2 separate regions of the Homo sapiens genome follow, and region 2 is linked to region 1. The links are chromatin loops, found by intact Hi-C in ENCODE. Cell type or tissue: dorsolateral prefrontal cortex. All regions are shown on one strand. Each heading gives the region's core, and the rest is flanking DNA. Links, peaks and the distances in the headings are about the cores only.

Evidence for each region. Peaks named below come from ENCODE experiments on the same cell type or tissue, not always from the same donor. Only the 100,000 strongest peaks of a DNase experiment are listed, where the experiment ranks them.
Region 2: a loop joins it to region 1, with 4 times the contacts of the local background. A loop is called at or near these places in 96 of 110 quality-filtered maps.

Annotation. Positions count from the first base shown.
Region 1 is chr20:36,201,495-36,204,398 of GRCh38, forward strand. All of the region lies in intron 14 of EPB41L1 (erythrocyte membrane protein band 4.1 like 1), which reads left to right. Among named protein-coding and RNA genes, the nearest start is that of AAR2, 34 kb to the right of the region's middle. In dorsolateral prefrontal cortex, for the core only: CTCF peaks have their summits at 1,529 (motif pointing right) and 1,731; a DNase peak (open chromatin) is centred at 1,517; H3K27ac peaks cover 1,418 bases.
Region 2 is chr20:36,438,303-36,441,206 of GRCh38, forward strand. It overlaps DLGAP4 (DLG associated protein 4), which reads left to right. Exons shown (of 13, transcript NM_001365621.2): 5 at 1,452-1,566. Among named protein-coding and RNA genes, the nearest start is that of MYL9, 100 kb to the right of the region's middle. In dorsolateral prefrontal cortex, for the core only: CTCF peaks have their summits at 1,342 (motif pointing left) and 1,541; a DNase peak (open chromatin) is centred at 1,339.

The sequences.
Region 1 (2,904 bases), core at 170-2,669:
ATGGTCTAGCAGTGGTTAGTTAGGGCACGACATTCCAGGCATCTCCGGCCTGCGTCTTCTCTGAACTCCCCTGGAGCTTGGGCCCATCAAGGAGGCAGGCAAAAGTGGACATCTTTCTCTAAGGAGTATCCTTAGGGTTGTAGAGAGATTGGTCAGGCAAGTGTTTGAAATGAGGAGGCCATTGCTTCTATGCCCAGGGCGGCAGCAAGTGGAGGGCTCTTTGAACTTCCTGTGGCCCTTCATGGATGCTGGGCATAGAATCCAGGCCCAGGCAGGAGGCTGTGCTCCCTCCTCTGATGGGATTTTATGGACTATCAGGGTTGGAAGCTACTGAGCGATCATCTGGGCAGAACTTTCTTCCCCAATATCTGCCGCTCCCCTGTTGATGTATGCTCTCCTCTGAGGGCCTGTACCTTTCTCCATTCTCAGAGAAAACTTCTTTAGCTGCTGCAAACGTGCTGGAACTTTAAGAAAGACATAAATGAGCTACATAAGTGATAAAACATAAGTCATACTTCTACTCTATGAATTTTTCCTCAATCTAAAGAACAAAACTATCCGCACACTCTCTTGAGGGAAATCGGACAAGAGTCAACAGCATACCAAGGACAGGGCTAGAGAGATGCCCTGGACACAGAGATGCTCCTGTGACCAAGGACAGGTGCCCATTTGGGGAGCAGAGCCCACAACCTGCACCCCGCCCCCGCATCATTCTCCTGCAAATGTCCATCCAGCTCTTCCACAGCAGGCACTTTTGCTGTCCTTGGCGGCAGCCCATTAACTATTGGGAAGTTTTCGTGTTGAATTGAAATCTGCCTTTTCAAATTAGCAGCCTGTAGGTCTCATTCTGCCCGCTGGTGCCCGCTACCGCTCTGCATCCTCCTCCAGGCCAGCCCTTCGGAGACTTGAACACCTCCCCTTCCCTAGAACACTTCACTCTCTTCCCACTTTCTCCCAGGAAATGGTTTCTGGAGGGCCCCTTACCCTGGACCCCCTCCTCGTATAAAGGGCAGGCCTGGCTGGGCATGGTGGCTCACGCCTGTAATTCCAGCACTTTGGGAGACTGAGTTGGGTGGATCACCTGAGGTCAGGAGTTCGAGACCAGCCTGGCCAAAATGGTGAAACCCTGTCTCTACTAAAAATACAAATAATAATAATAATAATAATAATAAGCTGGGCGTGGTGGCGCGTGCCTGTAATCCTAGCTACTGGGGAGGCTGAGGCAGGAGAATCGCTTGAACTCGGGAGGCGGCTGTCAGTGAGGCAAGATCACGCCTCTGCACTCCAGCCTGGAAGACAGAGCAAAACTCCGTCTCAAAAAAAAAAAAAAAAAAAAGGCAGGCCCCAAAATGTGACCCAGAGCTCCAGGAGGGGCCTGAACAGCCTGGAGTCAGGAGAACAGCCAGGCTGGAGAGTTTCCTGTCTGTGCCTTGGGTGCAGACAGCTGTGAGCCCAACTGGCTCTGTTTCTCCCCACCCCTGTTGCCAGCTTCCTTTGCTGCAGTGCCCCTACCTGACGGCAGGGGGCGCTCTGAGCAAGGCACCGACGGTCCCCTGGCTCCAGAAAGAATGGCTGCGGGGCTGCGGCTACCTGGGGCTACCCTAAGATTATCCCATCTTGTGATTCGGGTTAGAACGACTTTCACGCCAACCCCTCGGGCCAGGTGTGTGGCTCTACCCGTGCCTTCGCACCGTGGAAGTTTTTTTCTTTTTTGTTCAGTTTTCTTTTCCTCTTCAGGATCCTACATTTTACTTTGTCCCCCGCTGCTCAGCCTGTGATCTTGCGCATGGCCTCTCCCCTCTGGGATACCGTTTCGCCTTCTGAAATAAGGATAACGATATCTGCTTCACAAGTTGCCATTTGGATTAAATTTAATAACTCAGACAAAGGGCTGGCATTGCCTGGCACATAGCAACTAACAATCACTATACGTTTCCCCTTTCTTCCTGCAGAGTCTACTTTTCATTCTCTGCCAGCACCTGCGCCACTCACTCTTGCTTATCTAGCCTAGTTGCTAGTTAGAATTGGGGCAGGAATGTTCCAGAAGGAGGCATATTGACTGGCTTTGGCCATCATTGCCAGGCGGATGTCAGTACAGCTGGAATGGAGGCAGCTGAAGGAACCTGCTTCTCAAGGAAATGAGCAAAAGGACCTAGCTTCCGTAGGCTCTCAAAGCACGTCCCTTTGGGATGGTTCAGGAGCTGTGGTCCTGAAGCCTTAATGACCTGAAGTAAAAGCTCAGAAACCCACCCCAGACTTTACCTAGACCTTCCCCCCTTCCTTTTATCTCGCTTTCCCATGAACAAGATTATTTTAATGGGTTCTGATTCCCTGACAGAGAGATTTTCTCAAAACACAGTGGGGACAGAGGGTTTATGATGCTCTCTTGAGCCTTCAAAATGTTTCAGATCTTATGGGATCTGACAGACTCCTCCTCCCTGTGGGGTGGGATTAACAGACTCCTCACCAAGTCATAACCTGAAAAGGAGCCCAAGGTCATATAAACCTTCCCCCTCCTGCTGCCAGGAGAAGTTCTGGGCATGTCTCCCTGTGGAGGTGGTCATGGTAGGGTGGAGAGGACACACTTCACAGAACTTGGCGTCAGAGACTGAGTTCAAGGCCTGCCTTTCCACTTGCTCCCTGTATGGCCTTGGGCAAGATGCTTCTCCAGGTCTGAGTTTCCATATCTGTATCACGAGGGGCTCTAGTTGGGGCAGTGAGGAGGGAGGTACCTCAGGGCATTAAGGCCGCCCACACCCCCAACTTTACCAGGGCAGCTCTGTATTTCTGTCACATAGCCGACTTGCATTAAAATTTTGTGGGAAGTATCCTGTGGCCACAAGATGAAAAACCCAGTGACCTTCCTGCTTTTCTAACCACCCTAGAAGTCCATCATCCCTCCCA
Region 2 (2,904 bases), core at 217-2,716, 240 kb after region 1:
GGCAGAGGTTGCAGGGAGCTGAGATCGTGCCACTGCACTCCAGCCTGGGTGACAGAGTGAGACTGTCTCAAAAAAAAATATATATATATATATAATATATATGTATGTATATGTATATATTGCTCTCCCCTTGCTCATCAGCCCTCACACTGTCCAGGCTGGCAGTGACTTCCATTTTTCCCTCTGCCACTGGATGACCTTCGCCAGTCTTTTTCCCTCTGGGCCTCAGTTTCCCAATCTGAATAATATATACATATATATGTATATATTGTAAAGATGGGGCCTCACTATGTTGCCCAGAGTGGTGGTGAACTCCTCCGCTCAAGTGACCCTTCTGCTTTGGCCTCCCAAAGTGCTGGGATTATAGGTGTGAGCCACCACGCCTGGTCAGTTTCCCCATCTTTTTTTTTTTTTTTTTTTTTTTGAGACAGAGTCTTGCTCTGTCGCCCAGGCTGGAGTGCAGTGGCACAAACTTGGTTCACTGTAACCTCCACCTCCCGGGTTCAAGCAATTCTCCTGCCTCAGCCTCCCGAGTAGCTGAGCTGACCTCAGGTGAGCTGCCCGCCTCAGCCTCCCAAATTGCTGGGATTACAGGCGTGAGCCACCGCACCTGGCCTAGTTTCCCCATCTTTAAGTGAAGGGGCTGAGCTGGAGGATCTCTAAGACCCCTTCTAGTACGGAGATCCTACAATCCGAGTGACCAGTAGGCATTAAGGTGGGAGAGGCAGGAAGCCTGGGGCTTAAGCCTAGAATTCAAGGGAAGCAATAATAATAACAGTAGTAGTAGTAGCAATAATAGTAACAGCTGCCGTCTGTTAGCACTTGTCCGCTGGCCACTGTGCCTGACCTGATATCCTTTAATCTGCACCACTGAATCCTCACTGCAGCCCCAGCAGGCAGGTAGCATCATCCCCATTTTAGAGATGAGGAAACTGAGACTTAAGTAAGGGGTAATGACTTGCCCAGGGTCACCCAGCTGAGAAAGCTGGATTCCAATCCAAACCCTTCTGTATCAGGGGCCTAAGCTATTGGATGCTTGGATTTTATCCCCAGAATGAGGACTGGGGGATGCCCAGGATCAGGTAGATGTAAGAAAGATTGAAGGGCTGGGGCCGTGGAGATAAGGGGTGAGTCTAGGGGCCTGATAGAAGCCACTCGAACATCGCAGCAGAGCTGATGCCCTTTGGGAGCCCTAGGCTGTGGAACTTGACCCACCTCTGTCGGGCCTCTGGAAATGTCCCAGACTTTCAAGGAGGAAGGAAAGGGGCTGTAGAATTGGGCAGGGCCAGCCTCGGGTTTTAAACAGTCAAATACAAGCTGGTGCTGCCACCCTGCGGCTGCAGCGGGCATCACAGGTGTGGACCACCTGTGCATCACAGATGGTCAAGGCCTCCAAAAGCTGGGTGAACAATGGGTGGGCTGAGCCCTGTCTGCTCCCCACTCCCCACCAGGAGTCTGGACCGCCTGGATTCAGTGGACATGCTGCTGCCCTCCAAGTGTCCGAGCTGGGAAGAGGACTACACCCCCGTCAGCGACAGCCTCAACGACTCCAGCTGCATCAGCCAGGTGAGGGTGGCAGGGAGGCTGGAGAGTCAGGGGGCTTGGGTACTGATTCCCATCTGGGAGGAGGACACACGCCCAGGCCCAGCCCATGCTGAGTGGCCCCCAGATGTCTGCACTGTGCTTCTGTTTGGTCCTTGTTCCTGAAGCCTCCTGTGTGTGTCTCTGCCCCACCAACTGTCCTGTGGCTGGAGAGCACAGTTACGGGGCCTGACCCAGGACCCCACACCACCACTGTAAACACAGGCTGCCAGCGGGGCGCCTGTCACTTCTCATTGGGTTCAGAACCATGAGGATAAGGAACTGGAGACCTAGGTTCGAGTCCCAGTTTTGTCACTTGACAGTATGAACCCAGGATAGTCACCTCCCCTCCCTGAACCTCGGTTTCCTGATTTACCAGAGGAGGGTGAGCATTTCTATCTGGGGGCTGTTGAGAGGAATAAGTGGGATCGTGAAGGCGGTGTGCTCAGCAGAGGGTAGCTGCCTTCCTGGTTATTATTAGCATCTTTTGTGACCTCCAGCAAGTGACTGCTCACTTTGAACCTCTGTGCCACCTACTCAGTGGGCAGTTGTGCTCCCAGGCGCAGCCAGCCCTGCCTGTGTCAGTGAGGAGCATACTGGGCTGAACGTTGAATTTGCATGCCACCCTCTCAACCATCAGCTCCTTGAGCCCTTAACCACCCCCAGAGGTGGCCTTGTTATCCATATCCCCATTTCATAGGTGAGGCAACTGAGGCTCAGAGAGGTGAAGTCATCATGCAGCTAGGAGAAGACAAAGTTGGGCAGGGATCTGGGGCTGTCCAGCCCAGACCTGGACCTCAGCTCCTGCCGTGTACTCGGCACTTTAGGGTTTGCAAAGGGAGAACCAGGCAGGACTAAAAGGCACCCCCCATCGTGTGGATGGGGAGATGAGCCCCCCGAGAAGGCAGACACCTACTGGTAGTAGCAGTTAGGCAGTGGGGCGGCCAGGTGCGGGTCCAGCCTCCTCTCAGCAGGAACAGGCCACTGTGTGCAGGCCCAGGACCACGGCTAGAGGACTGCTTAGAAGGCTTTGGGACCCCGACTCCTCACAACTCCATTATTCCTGGCCTAGCCAAGCTCCTTCCCCAGCCCCTCAGACATGGGGAGGGGTAGAGTGCCGCAGCCCAGGGAGCCCCCTGCCCCTGCCCCCCTCATCCAGACTCCACCAAGTCACACCTGAACAGCCGTCCTCCAATCCATACTCAGTGGCCAGAGGGAGCTGTCAGAGCCACACCCCTGCTCCAGACCCTCCCTTGGCTCCCACCTCCCCCTGAGGGAAAGCCAGAGTCCTTACCTGGACCTGTGAAGCCCTGTAAGACCTAG